Regions from separate parts of the Homo sapiens genome. Here all the other regions are linked to region 2. Evidence: chromatin contacts called from ENCODE Hi-C or POLR2A ChIA-PET data. All regions are on one chromosome and are shown on one strand. The core of a region is the stretch at or near the end of the contact, and the rest is flanking DNA. Distances in the headings are between cores, read along the strand shown. Region 1 holds the start of WIPI1 (WD repeat domain, phosphoinositide interacting 1). Region 2 holds the start of ABCA5 (ATP binding cassette subfamily A member 5). Region 3 overlaps WIPI1 (WD repeat domain, phosphoinositide interacting 1).

Region 1 (3,451 bases), core at 113-2,612, 870 kb after region 2:
AATAAATTTGAATTATGCTGATTTGAGAGACTGTCATATAACAATAACTAAAATATCATCTCAAAATTTGAAAAAATGAATTAAAAATCCATCAGCAGTTATACAATCCAAAGCTGGCAGAGCTCCTGCTTCATAAACCGTATTGACAGTAATTCCGCATGGGAACATGTACAGTACTCAGCTTTTAAAAAGAGATTCTTTGTTAAGGTTTATCTCGAATTACGTGAGTTTTGAATTGTGCTATATCTTCAAGACGTTACCCCTTTCATAAACTACACTGCCCTACACACACTTTCATTTTTTTCAGCTGCGGATCGGATAGGTCTTGTTTAGATACTTTGTGCCATTTTTGTAACTTTTCAGATCAAAGGTGCTTCCCCCCACCTTCCAGCTCCGTCAAATGCTGCAGTCATTTCTGTCCTGGTTAGAAAACCTAGAATCTCGCATGCTAGGTGCTACGTTGTTTTTGCAAATTACTGTTTAGCAGTTATTTAGTGCACAGGTCTTGAAAGCAGACATGCAGACATTCTACCATTTACTGTTACTTTAGACAAATTGTTTAGCTTTGGAGCTTCAGTTGCCTCTTCTGTATATTGAGCACAATCGTATTTTCCACACAAGTTTTATAAGAATTCAAGATGACATACATAGTACGGCGCGCTTGGCAAGTAGTGAGGGTTCTCAACCGCTCGGCAATGGATAAGATAACTTGCTATCTCTCTGGCTGAGGCAGCCCCATTTCAGGAGCTTCTCTCAATGCGGCTTGAGGACTCGACAAAAGGGTGGGGCTTTGGAGTCTAACGCTCTCTGCTAAACTCTGTAAGTTTAATAGGCAGAGTTACACATGGCAAGGGGTCTGGGCGGGGTGGGAACTAGCGCGTCCTCCTGTCACCCTTGCGGCGGCCCCGACGCAGTTGCCGGACTGAAACCAGCAGATCTGGCCCCAGCCGCATTCCTTCTTCCCTCTCCCTCCCAGCTGGGCGGCTCCGGCAATGAAAACACCGCCACGTGGGCCTGCTGCCTTTGCGTCACGCGCCTTTGTCCAATGGAGAGCCGCGTTACGAAGCCAGGGGCGGGTCGCCAGCCGGGCGGGTCCGCCCACAGCTGCCACGGATTGGCCAAGGGGGGCGGTGCCCGCCAGCCGTGGCTTGGGCTCGTGGCCAATGGTGGCCGGAGGCAGGGGCCCCGCCCTATCAGGTGCTCTGGTCCTCGGGACCAGCTGGAGGGGCGAGAAGGGGCGGGGCGAAGCCGGGGACGCGGCGGGGACGGGGCGGGGTAGGGGCGGGGTGGGGACGGGGCGGGGTAGGGGCGGGGTGGGGACGGGGCGGGGTAGGGGCGGGGCAGGACCGGCGACCCGGCCCGTGGAGCCGGCGCGGGCGGGCTGCTGAGGTGGCTGTCGCCGGCTCCGAGCTGCGGCTTCCCGGGCCGAGCCCCCGATGGAGGCCGAGGCCGCGGACGCTCCCCCGGGCGGGGTTGAGTCGGCGCTCAGCTGCTTCTCTTTCAACCAGGACTGCACGTAAGCTGCGACTCGGCCCCTGCCAGGGAGGTGGGGGACAGAGTGTCAGGACCCAGGGGTGTCGTCCTGAGAGCAGCTTGTGGCTTCCGCCTCGAGGCGGCCTCGGCGGGAGGGCCGGTGTCTGCTTCGGACGCATTGGGATCTTGTTATCCCCGTACCCCTTCAGTGGGGTTTGCCGCACCCCCCACCCCACCCCACTCCCAGTGTCCTCCCAGAGCGACAAGGTTGGGCCAAGGGTGAAAGCAGGGAGTTCGCAAAGGGAGTGGTGGGGCTGCGGGGGCCACGGAATATGGGGGGAGCAGGGCGGTGGGAAAGCCAGTGACCAAAGTGGGTGTCTGGGGAAGAGAGACAGTGGCCAAAAGAAAGAGATGAGAAAGGAGAGGAAGTTGCAAGTTGACCCAGGACTCTGTAGTTGGGGCCCAGGAAGATGAGAGTACAGGAAAAACTTTCCCATTTGTCCTTGAGCATCTCAACGTGGCATCTGGGCAGGGCCTCGGACAAAGAGGCAGCCTATCCCTGCGGCCAGGCCAGCCCCTGTCCCATCCCCGACGCAGGGCATCGTGCCTGCCCGCTCTGGATGGAAGAAACCTTTGGATTTCTTTGGCTGTTTTCACATCGCCCACCCAGCCAGGCAGGATCTCCTTCTCGGAGTCCAAGACTCTTTTCCCGGGCGCAGACTGCTTTCTCTCCAGGAAACAGGAGCTCCACCCTGTTGTTTTTGAGTGGATTTTTAATGTTTTACTTCGATGTTCACATTTGGGCTTTGAGAGGGAGCTGGGCTGAAGTGTGTTTCAGGCATCTGCAGGATTCTGTGACTTACAGGCAAACGCCTGTTTCTTTCCCTATTTTCATGGAAGCGAGCCCTGGGGACCATATGGAATCATCTTTTTGGAATGTGCACCCTGAGCATCAGGCGGGGATGACCGATTCCCAGTTTCCCACTTCCTGCTGTACCAGTTTCTGTGCCTTGGCTGCTGGTGACTGAGCTACGCTAATATTGATCCTTCAGTGGTGTAATTAAGGCCATTATGTACCATTAGCCACCCTGGCTTCCATTCCCTTTATGTTTCTGTTTAAAAACACCCGGTGCTGAACAATATGCCTTTGTTTGAAAAACCCATATGTGTAATCATGTAATCGAGTAGCTCTACAGCTTGGTTATTTGAGTGACTTTCAAGTTTTTCTTGACCACAATCCACAATACGAAATATGTATTGCAACATCACCCAATACCCATAACACATACACTATTCACAAAATATCATGTGCAATTTTCTGTGTCCTTTTTTTCTAAGCTGCTTGTGACTCACTGAATTGCGTTTTAGGATCCACTCATGAGTTGAGACCTGCAGTTTATAAAAATGCTGGTATAGATAAAATCCTGATGTTCTGTAAGAAACATTTTGCAAGAGGGCATGGCTGTTGAAATGCCTGGGTGATGTTTTCCTTCCCAATTGAACACAAGTTAAGAAAGGGGGTTAGTTTGCTTGTAAGTAGTAAATGTTCTAAATTCTGCTTTGTAACATCATTAGATTTGACAAAAAAGGGTGTTAATTTATACTCTAGCCATTAAATAACGCAAAGTCCCAGCTTTCTACAGAAATTGAATAAGAATGTTATTTTCAAAACGGTAGGGTGCTTTGAAAGTTAATTTCCTTACTCCCTACTGTTAGTTTTATTTTCTTGGATGGAAGCTCTGCTGGGCAGCTTTGCCTTGCCTATAAATAAAAGTTCTTGTCACAGTCAGTTGCTTTGAGCCACAGAGGGTATGACATTGGATTTTAAAATAAGTCAAGCCCCTTACTGAATACATTTAGGTGTATTGCCATGTCTTTTTCTATAAATGTAGGCTGAATTTGGGATCCAGTATTTCCAAAGAAGGTAGGTGAAAACAGCAAACCCTTACCAGTCCCCTACGCTCATACTTCGTGATTG
Region 2 (3,423 bases), core at 639-3,138:
TAAGGCTACTAGTGAGAAGTGTTGGGGTGAAAGTATGGTTCAGTAACATGTTAACCAAGTTTATCTTTCATGTATATTTCTTTACTTGGCCCCAAATCCTAGGCCATTGAGAATTTGTAACTAAAATGTTCTAGATGTTTCCAAAAGAGACAGAATATATCAGGGATAGTTTTCATTACATGCCTTCTTTAGTTTCCTGGTGTAGTTTTTTGAATATACTTATCTCCCTTTCCCCCATCCCCATTGCTAGATCTTTTAATCCAGGGGTCCCCAATCCCCAGGCCAGAGACTGCTACCGGGATCTGTGGCCTGCGAGGAACCAAGCAGCACAGCAGGAGGTGAGCGGAGGGCAAGTGAGTGCAGCTTTATCTGTATTTACAGGGGCCCCCCATGGCTGGCATTAGGGCCTGAACTCCGTTTCCTGTCAGATCAGCAGTGGCATTAGATTGTGATAGGAGCGAGAACCCTATTGTGAACTGCGCATGTGAGGGATTTAGGTTGCGTGCTCCTTATGAGAATCTAATGCCTGATGATCTGTCACTGTCTCCCATCACCCCCAGATGAGACTGTCTAGTTGCAAGAAAACAAGCTCATGGCTCCCACTGATTCTACATTATGGTGAGTTGTATAATTATTTCATTACATATTACAGTGTAGTAACAGTAGAAATAAAGTGCACAGTAAATATAATGTGCTTGAATCATCCCCAAACCATCCTCCCTCCCCCAGAAAAAACTGTCTTCCATGAAACTGGTCCCTGGTGCCCAAAAGGTTGGGGACCGCTGTTTTAATCATCAAGGATTCTGACGAACCTCTTTGAATTTTCTATTTAATTCATATTCCATAAGTAAAACTTGATTCCTTGTTTGTTTGTTTTTCCCCTAAGAATTTAGAAAGCAGAGTGCATGTTGGGGAGACCTGGTTTAAATTCGAGAAGCAGATAACACAAAGACAAGTAAAAAAAAAAAACATGATGTACACAGGATTGACAGAATAAAAAAAAAGTCTTTGTGCAAGGGAATGTGACTATACAGAAATGTGGAGAGGAAAATACGTAATGTTAGTGTTAATAACTTTTGACCCCATTTAGGTCACTTTGAGTAATGAAGCTCAAAACACTAGATTATATTTTTAGCAAAGTAAGTGCAGTATCCAGTCTCTCACAGATGTCATGTGTCTCAGGCCGTTTGGAAAATTCAGCATCTGCCGCATTCCCAGTCTTTGATGAGGACACTCCGCGAACTACAAGCACCCTCAGTGGGAGGACCTCCCAGGTCGGGGTGTGAGGGCCAATGAGGAGGCTGGGGAGGGGAGGCAAGAGTTACGGAAACGGGGCCACAGCACTCCAGATGCCGCGGCGGGAGGAAGCGGGGCTGCAGAGGACTCAAAACGCGTTCAGAGAGGCCCATCCAAATGCCAGGAGACAGACGGCAAGGATGCTTAAGAGGAGACGTGACTGGGCGAGGCAGATGAGGAGAGGGCCGTGGGCCAAGGTCACCCGCTAAGAGGCGGCAGGTTTACCACTGAGACACGAGGCCGTGGTTTTTGCCCGTGCCTCCAGAAAGAGCGTGGCGAGATCCCCGCAGAACCCAGGCGTGGGAGGCCCTGGGGAAGAGCCACGAGGCCCGACTCTAGTGGCTCAGGGGCCCTGGGCAGCGGCGCGCCACCGCTCGCCCCACCCTCAGCCGCTCTCCTCTTCCGGGCGCGCTGCTTGCCTGCGTGCGCCGGGACGCGCGGGGCCGAGCGTCTGAAGCGCGCCCGTACGCGGAGCGGCGCTTTCTAGGAGCCCCGCCCTCAGGTGCGCTCTGCAGGAGGCGGGGCGCGACTTCGGCGCCGCCAGCTCTGCCTGCGCCAGGAGCGCGCGGGTGCGCGCGGCCGCGCCCTCGCACAGATCCCAGCTGGGTCACCCGCACTGAGTCAACAGACTGAGCGCGTCCAGGCCTGACAGCTCTGCGGCTCGGGCCCTGAGGTGAGGCGGGCGTCGCGGGCGGCGGCGGCGCTTGAGGCTAGCCTGGGACAGCCGTCCCTGGGGGAGTTGAGGGGACGAGGAGGGGCTGGCCAGCGAGGGACGGCGGGGAGAGAAGGGGAGTTCGGCGTCTGAGGTGTGGGGTGAAGCGGGCTCGGAAGCGGGCAGAGGCGGCGAGCTGAGGGAAACAGACCTCCCTCAGCTCCCGGGAAGCGCGGGTTGCCAGCCTCGGGGATGCGGTGGGAGCGCCCAGGATGCGGACGTGAGGGGGTCGGGGCCCTGCGGCGGGGGCTCCGCGAGGCTCCCCTGGGACCGGGTCCGGCCGTGGGACTTCGGGACACTGCCTTTGCCTGGACGCTGTCGTTCCACCCTCAGCAACCTCAGGGAAAGAAGGAAAACAAATATTGATGTAAATTTCCGTCTGAACAGCTGGGTAATGAGCGCTTGCTCTTCCCTGCGAGGTTACGCGCGGATCATTACCTTGCGTGTTAAAAGGAGTTTCAGTGAGAAGAAAATGCGCAGATCTCATGACACAGTTTGGGAGGGAAATTCCCTGATCCTAAAACACGAATAGGAGCTCCAGGCATGGAAATACTTAATTGGATCGGAAAGCTGGGCAGGCTGGAGCTATTAAGCTGAAGGAGGTTTTCCCCTGGGCTCCTCAGGCTTCGATTTACGTTTTAAATAAATAAGTCCGAAAATAATGAAGATAATAACCACGTTTACTTTCTACAAGGGCGTTCTGAAGGAATCTAAGGGAAGAGGAGTATTTGCTGGACTACAGCTTTAAGCCAGGCTCGGTATTAGCTCTTTTCATTCTGACAGCAACCCTGTAGGATTGGAGGGGGTTATTCCAGTTGGGCAGGTGTGGAGAATGGGCCTCAAAGAGGTTAAGTAACTTATTAAGGTCTCAGCTAGTAAAAGGATGGAGTTGAGATTCCAACCCGGGCTGCCAGACCCTAATTCTGGTGCTTTATTTAGTATATTTTGTGTTTGCCGGGAGAGCAATATTGTATGTGTTTTAGGGAAGACTCCATAGTAGGGAACATTATTAGGGCAGTTAGGGCTTTGTGGGTATTTGTGTTAAAATCAAACTAAAGAGGCGTTAATCTTTGCATATGTGCTGTTTGAGTATATTTCCTTTCAAACAGATTTAGTGTAGGGAAATCTTACATTCACTATAAGAGCAAATTTATTAGTACATTCCATGTGTATTGCATGTCTTTTATTTTTAAAGAGACAGCGTCTCGGGCTAGAGTGCAGTGGTGCGATCAAAGTTCACTGCAGCCTTGAACGTCTGGACTCTAGGGACCCTGCTGAATAGCTGGGGCTACAGGCGTGTGTCACTGCGCCCAGGTAATTTTTTATTTGTTTTTCAGAGACGAAGTCTTGCTATATTGCCCAGGCTGGTTTGTTGCATGTCTTTTACATTCCAGATACCATACTATGTGCCAAGA
Region 3 (3,871 bases), core at 76-2,575, 890 kb after region 2:
TTGTTTTGAAAATCCTTTACTTAAATGCTCCCTTCTTGAATCCCCTTATAAATAAAAACAGCTTATGTTGGTTCAGTGGTTTGATGGGCTGTTTACTCTTCCGGAATATTATTGAAGCATCTTAAATCCAAAATGTCCTCTTTATTTAGTTTGTCTCAATGTCTAGGCACACCATCTTGACTGCAGACGCAGACCTCAAATAAACTTCCTCCTCGGGAGGTACCCATTTCCCTTATCAAGGCAGGGCATTTGGCTCAGAAATTGCTCGGTTTCTTTTTTTTTTTTTCTTAAGACAGAACCTCACTCTCACCCAGGCTGGAGTGCAGTGGCACTATCTTCACTCACTGCAGCCTCCACCTCCAGGTTTAAGCAATTCTCCTGCCTCAGCCTCCCGAGTAGCTGGGACTACAGGCACATGCAACCACACCTGACTAATTTTTGTATTTTTAATAGAGACAGGGTTTCACTATGTTGGCCAGCCCGATCTCGAACTCCTGACCTCAGGTGACCCACCTGCCTCGGCCTGCCAAAGTGCTGGGATCACAGGTGTGGGCCACCTTGCCTGGCCTGAAATTTCTCAGTTTCTAAATAGGTTCTTGGCAGCTCCTCTTCTCCAACTTGAAGTTACTGGCCAACAGTATATAATCATCTGCAGAAAGACCAATATGTACTGACTTTTCACTATAGGAAGATTTATTTCAGTTTTGAGGAAATCTCTTGTAACCCTAGAGGATAATGGAATTGGAAGAAAAGTAGATGCTGTTTCAGAGTCCTGGGGTAAAATGTAAAAATGAGCAATATATACACACACACACACACACACATATATATATATTTTTTTTTTTTTGAGACGGGGTCTCACTCTGTAGCCCAGGCTGGAGTGCAGTGGCACGATCTCCACTCACTGCAACCTTTGCCTCCTGGGTTCAAGCGATTCTCCTGCCTCAGCCTCCCAAGTAGCTGGGACTATAGGCACGCACCACCATGCCCAGCTATTTGTATTTTTAGTAGAGATGGGGTTTCACCATGTTGGCCAGGCTTGTCTGGAACTCCTGACCTCAAGTGATCCGCCCGCCTCAAAGTGCTGGAATTACAGGCATGAGCCACTGTGCCCGGCAAGTCTCATTGTTTCACTGTAGCAAGGACGCAGCCAGTGTTAAATCAGGAGGTCTTCCCCTGTGAAGTTGCTTTATTGGAAGCCTTAATCAGAAGAATCATCAGCGGAAAGCAGTTGTCTGCAAAGCCATTCCTCCCCTTGCCAGTAGGTGGCACTGTAGCTGTACTGTTTTCAGATGCCCTCTCCAGCCGTGCAATCTCTCCCTTGGCCCCAGGCTTCTCATGTTCTGTTTCTTCTTTGCCAGGTCTATGTGCTCTCTCTATCAACCATTCCAATTCTTACCTGGCCTATCCTGGAAGCCTGACTTCAGGGGAGATTGTGCTTTATGATGGAAACTCCCTGGTAAGTTGACGGTGACCTGGCTGAGCCAACCCACCTGCCTTGGCTGTGTGGTCATGGAAGGAGATAGATAAGGACGCCCTGCCGTCGGGGGCTGGAGGCGGTGGGAGTAAGCAATACTGGGGAGTTGTTCAAGAGAAGGTGATACTATTTCCCCTCGGGCTTGCTGTGAGTCAACCTCACCATAAGCCAGCTGGCCAGGCCAAGTTAGACATCTGCAGCATAATGAAAACCACTTGCCAGCAGGGGGCCAGTTGTCTCCCTGAATGTGTCACCCTGTCCCATGCCACAGCCTGAGACAGTGTGCAGGTGTTTCATATTCCCTGCCCTCTGGTCTCTGAGGCATCCCTGAGCGGGACAAGATTGCTGTGGGAAGTTGCCTAAAGATGCGTGCAGGGCGCGCCTGCGACGGCATCACACTGCATCAGGTGCTCCGTTCGTGGCCACCTTCCCAAGGGCAGGAAAAGGGATGGAAATGGAGTGGCCCTTGAAGCCAAATCTTGATTCACCAGAAAATGACACACAGCTTACATGCAGATGGCCTGGGGGACAGAGGAAGAGACAGGGAGCTGGACAAAGGAGGGAGAAAGGAGAAAAGAGGAAGGGGAGGGAGGTGAAATCCATCTTCCCTCCTCCGCAGCATCTGTATCCATTTTTCCTTTTCACCAACAGAAAACAGTCTGCACTATTGCTGCCCATGAGGGAACACTAGCTGCCATCACCTTCAATGCCTCAGGCTCCAAACTAGCAAGTGCGTCTGAAAAAGTGAGTCCACTCCCACCAACACCTCTGTCTGGGTTTCGCTGGATGGCTCCTGCCGTGCGCAGGGATGGGATTGAACAAACCTGGTGACATGAAGACTGACTGGTCTCTGGGCCCACTCAGAATTTGTTTCAGAGGGAGAATTTCTGGCCTCTGCATGTGTGGTATATTCATGCATTTGTTAATTCAATAGGCCAGGGGCCTGCAATATGCAAGATACAAGACACTTTGCATGAAAACTCGTGGTCTTATGAAGAAATGTACGTGTACATCAGCCGTAGAGACGGACAAATGCTACACCTTATAAACACAGTACAGTGCAAACCAAATGCTTTACTTTGCTATTTAGAGAAATTGATGTCTTCTGCCTGGAATAATCAGAGAAAGTGATCCAATTGAATTTTTTTTTTTTTTTTGAGGTGGAGTCTAGCTCTGTCGCCCAGGCTGGAGTGCAATGGCGCAATCTCGGCTCACTGCAACCTCCGCCTCCCAGGTTTAAGTGATTCTCCTGCCTCAGCCTCCCGAGTAGCTGAGATTACAGGCACATGCTGCCACGCCTGGCTAATTTTTTGTATTTTAGTGGAGACGGGGTTTCACTTCACTGTGTTGCCCAGGCTGGTCTTGAATTCCTGAGCTCAGGCAATCCACCCGCCTTGGCCTCCCAAAGTGCTAGGATTACAGGCGTGAGCCACCACACCCGGCCTCAAATTGAAATTCTAAGAAACCAGAGCAGTTGGGTGAACACACACATGCACACACACATACACGCAGAGCCTTGGGCACAGGTGGAAGGGAAAAGGTAGACAGAGGGTGTTTATAACATTTTCCAAGAATTGTTGATATGGCACATAAATAAACATGCCTCTATGCTCAACGTGGTGTTCTTCCTCCTCAGAGACAGATGTTCAAAACCAATAAAACAAACTCCTCTCTAAAGGGACATCTCTGTGTAAAGCCACTAATGGTTATGAAATGTCCACCTGCTTTCTTTTCCAGGGCACAGTCATCCGGGTGTTCTCTGTCCCTGATGGGCAAAAGCTCTATGAGTTCCGGAGAGGGATGAAAAGGTCTGTGTTCAATGTCAAACCCATTTTAAAGTCCCCGCAGAAGTCCCGCAGGGACCGCTGGCAGCTGTCTAGGGAGAGGACAGAGAGTGGCTCTGTGCCCTCCACTCACCTGGAGGAAGTGTAACTACTCTCCCAGGTAATTGACTCCCAGGCTTTACTTAGGGCTCAGCAAAACTGAAAGCCGAGATGCTGTTTTAACACAGTTCAGCCGTGAGAGTCCCTTTTTGATGTGTGTGTGGGCGGCCGGCACAGGAGAAATGAGAGAGCCAGGGAGTCACAATCCAAAAATAATTTCTGATTTCCTTCCATGGAAATAAAGGACGATGTAAAGTGTGACTGTTTGGGATCTTATCGGATGTAGGTTTGCAGCCAGATCAGTGCACAGAGCAACTGGAAGATTCCAAGATGCCAGGAAGGCACAGTTCCTCCCTTCTGCTGACAGAGGCAGGGCTATACCTTGTTTCTTCTCACATAAATAAGACTATGGGCCGGGCGCGGTGGCTCACGTCTGTAATCCCAGCACTCTGGGAGGCCAAGGCAGGCAGATCACCTGAGGACCAGCCTGGCCAACATGGTGAAACACCGT

What was found. Hi-C counts contacts between places; a loop is a spot of excess contacts on that map. ChIA-PET counts read pairs that join two places held with the same protein, here RNA polymerase II (POLR2A). Pooled maps may share reads with other maps.
Region 1: a pooled map shows a loop between it and region 2 (11-fold over the local background). The contact joins the promoter of WIPI1 here to the promoter of ABCA5 in region 2. A Hi-C loop is called at or near these places in 1 of 37 single-sample maps with no recorded cell type and 8 of 50 pooled maps. POLR2A ChIA-PET finds 5 or more read pairs at or near these places in 2 of 52 experiments (GM12878 and OCI-LY7).
Region 3: a pooled map shows a loop between it and region 2 (2.8-fold over the local background). The contact joins the enhancer-like site here to the promoter of ABCA5 in region 2. A Hi-C loop is called at or near these places in 1 of 50 pooled maps. POLR2A ChIA-PET finds 5 or more read pairs at or near these places in 3 of 52 experiments (B cell, GM12878 and activated B cell).

What each region holds. Positions count from the first base shown.
Region 1 is chr17:68,455,407-68,458,857 of GRCh38, reverse strand. It overlaps WIPI1 (WD repeat domain, phosphoinositide interacting 1), which reads left to right and starts at 1,362. Exons shown (of 13, transcript NM_017983.7): 1 at 1,362-1,516. The coding sequence starts at 1,437. It also overlaps a transcript of PRKAR1A not described here. RefSeq lists silencers at 920-1,206, 943-1,622.
Region 2 is chr17:69,325,598-69,329,020 of GRCh38, reverse strand. It overlaps ABCA5 (ATP binding cassette subfamily A member 5), which reads left to right and starts at 1,888. Exons shown (of 39, transcript NM_172232.4): 1 at 1,888-1,969. RefSeq lists an enhancer at 1,382-1,521 and silencers at 1,602-1,981, 2,112-2,201.
Region 3 is chr17:68,433,970-68,437,840 of GRCh38, reverse strand. WIPI1 (WD repeat domain, phosphoinositide interacting 1) reads left to right here. Exons shown (of 13, transcript NM_017983.7): 5 at 1,362-1,459; 6 at 2,129-2,221; 7 at 3,215-3,285. It also overlaps a transcript of ARSG not described here and a transcript of PRKAR1A not described here. Among named protein-coding and RNA genes, the nearest start is that of MIR635, 11 kb to the right of the region's middle. RefSeq lists an enhancer at 1,301-1,801. Within about 2 kb of position 1,325, at least 19 of the 41 ENCODE cell types and tissues checked have a DNase peak (open chromatin) inside an H3K27ac peak, as active enhancers do; they include B cell, where a contact is called at or near this core.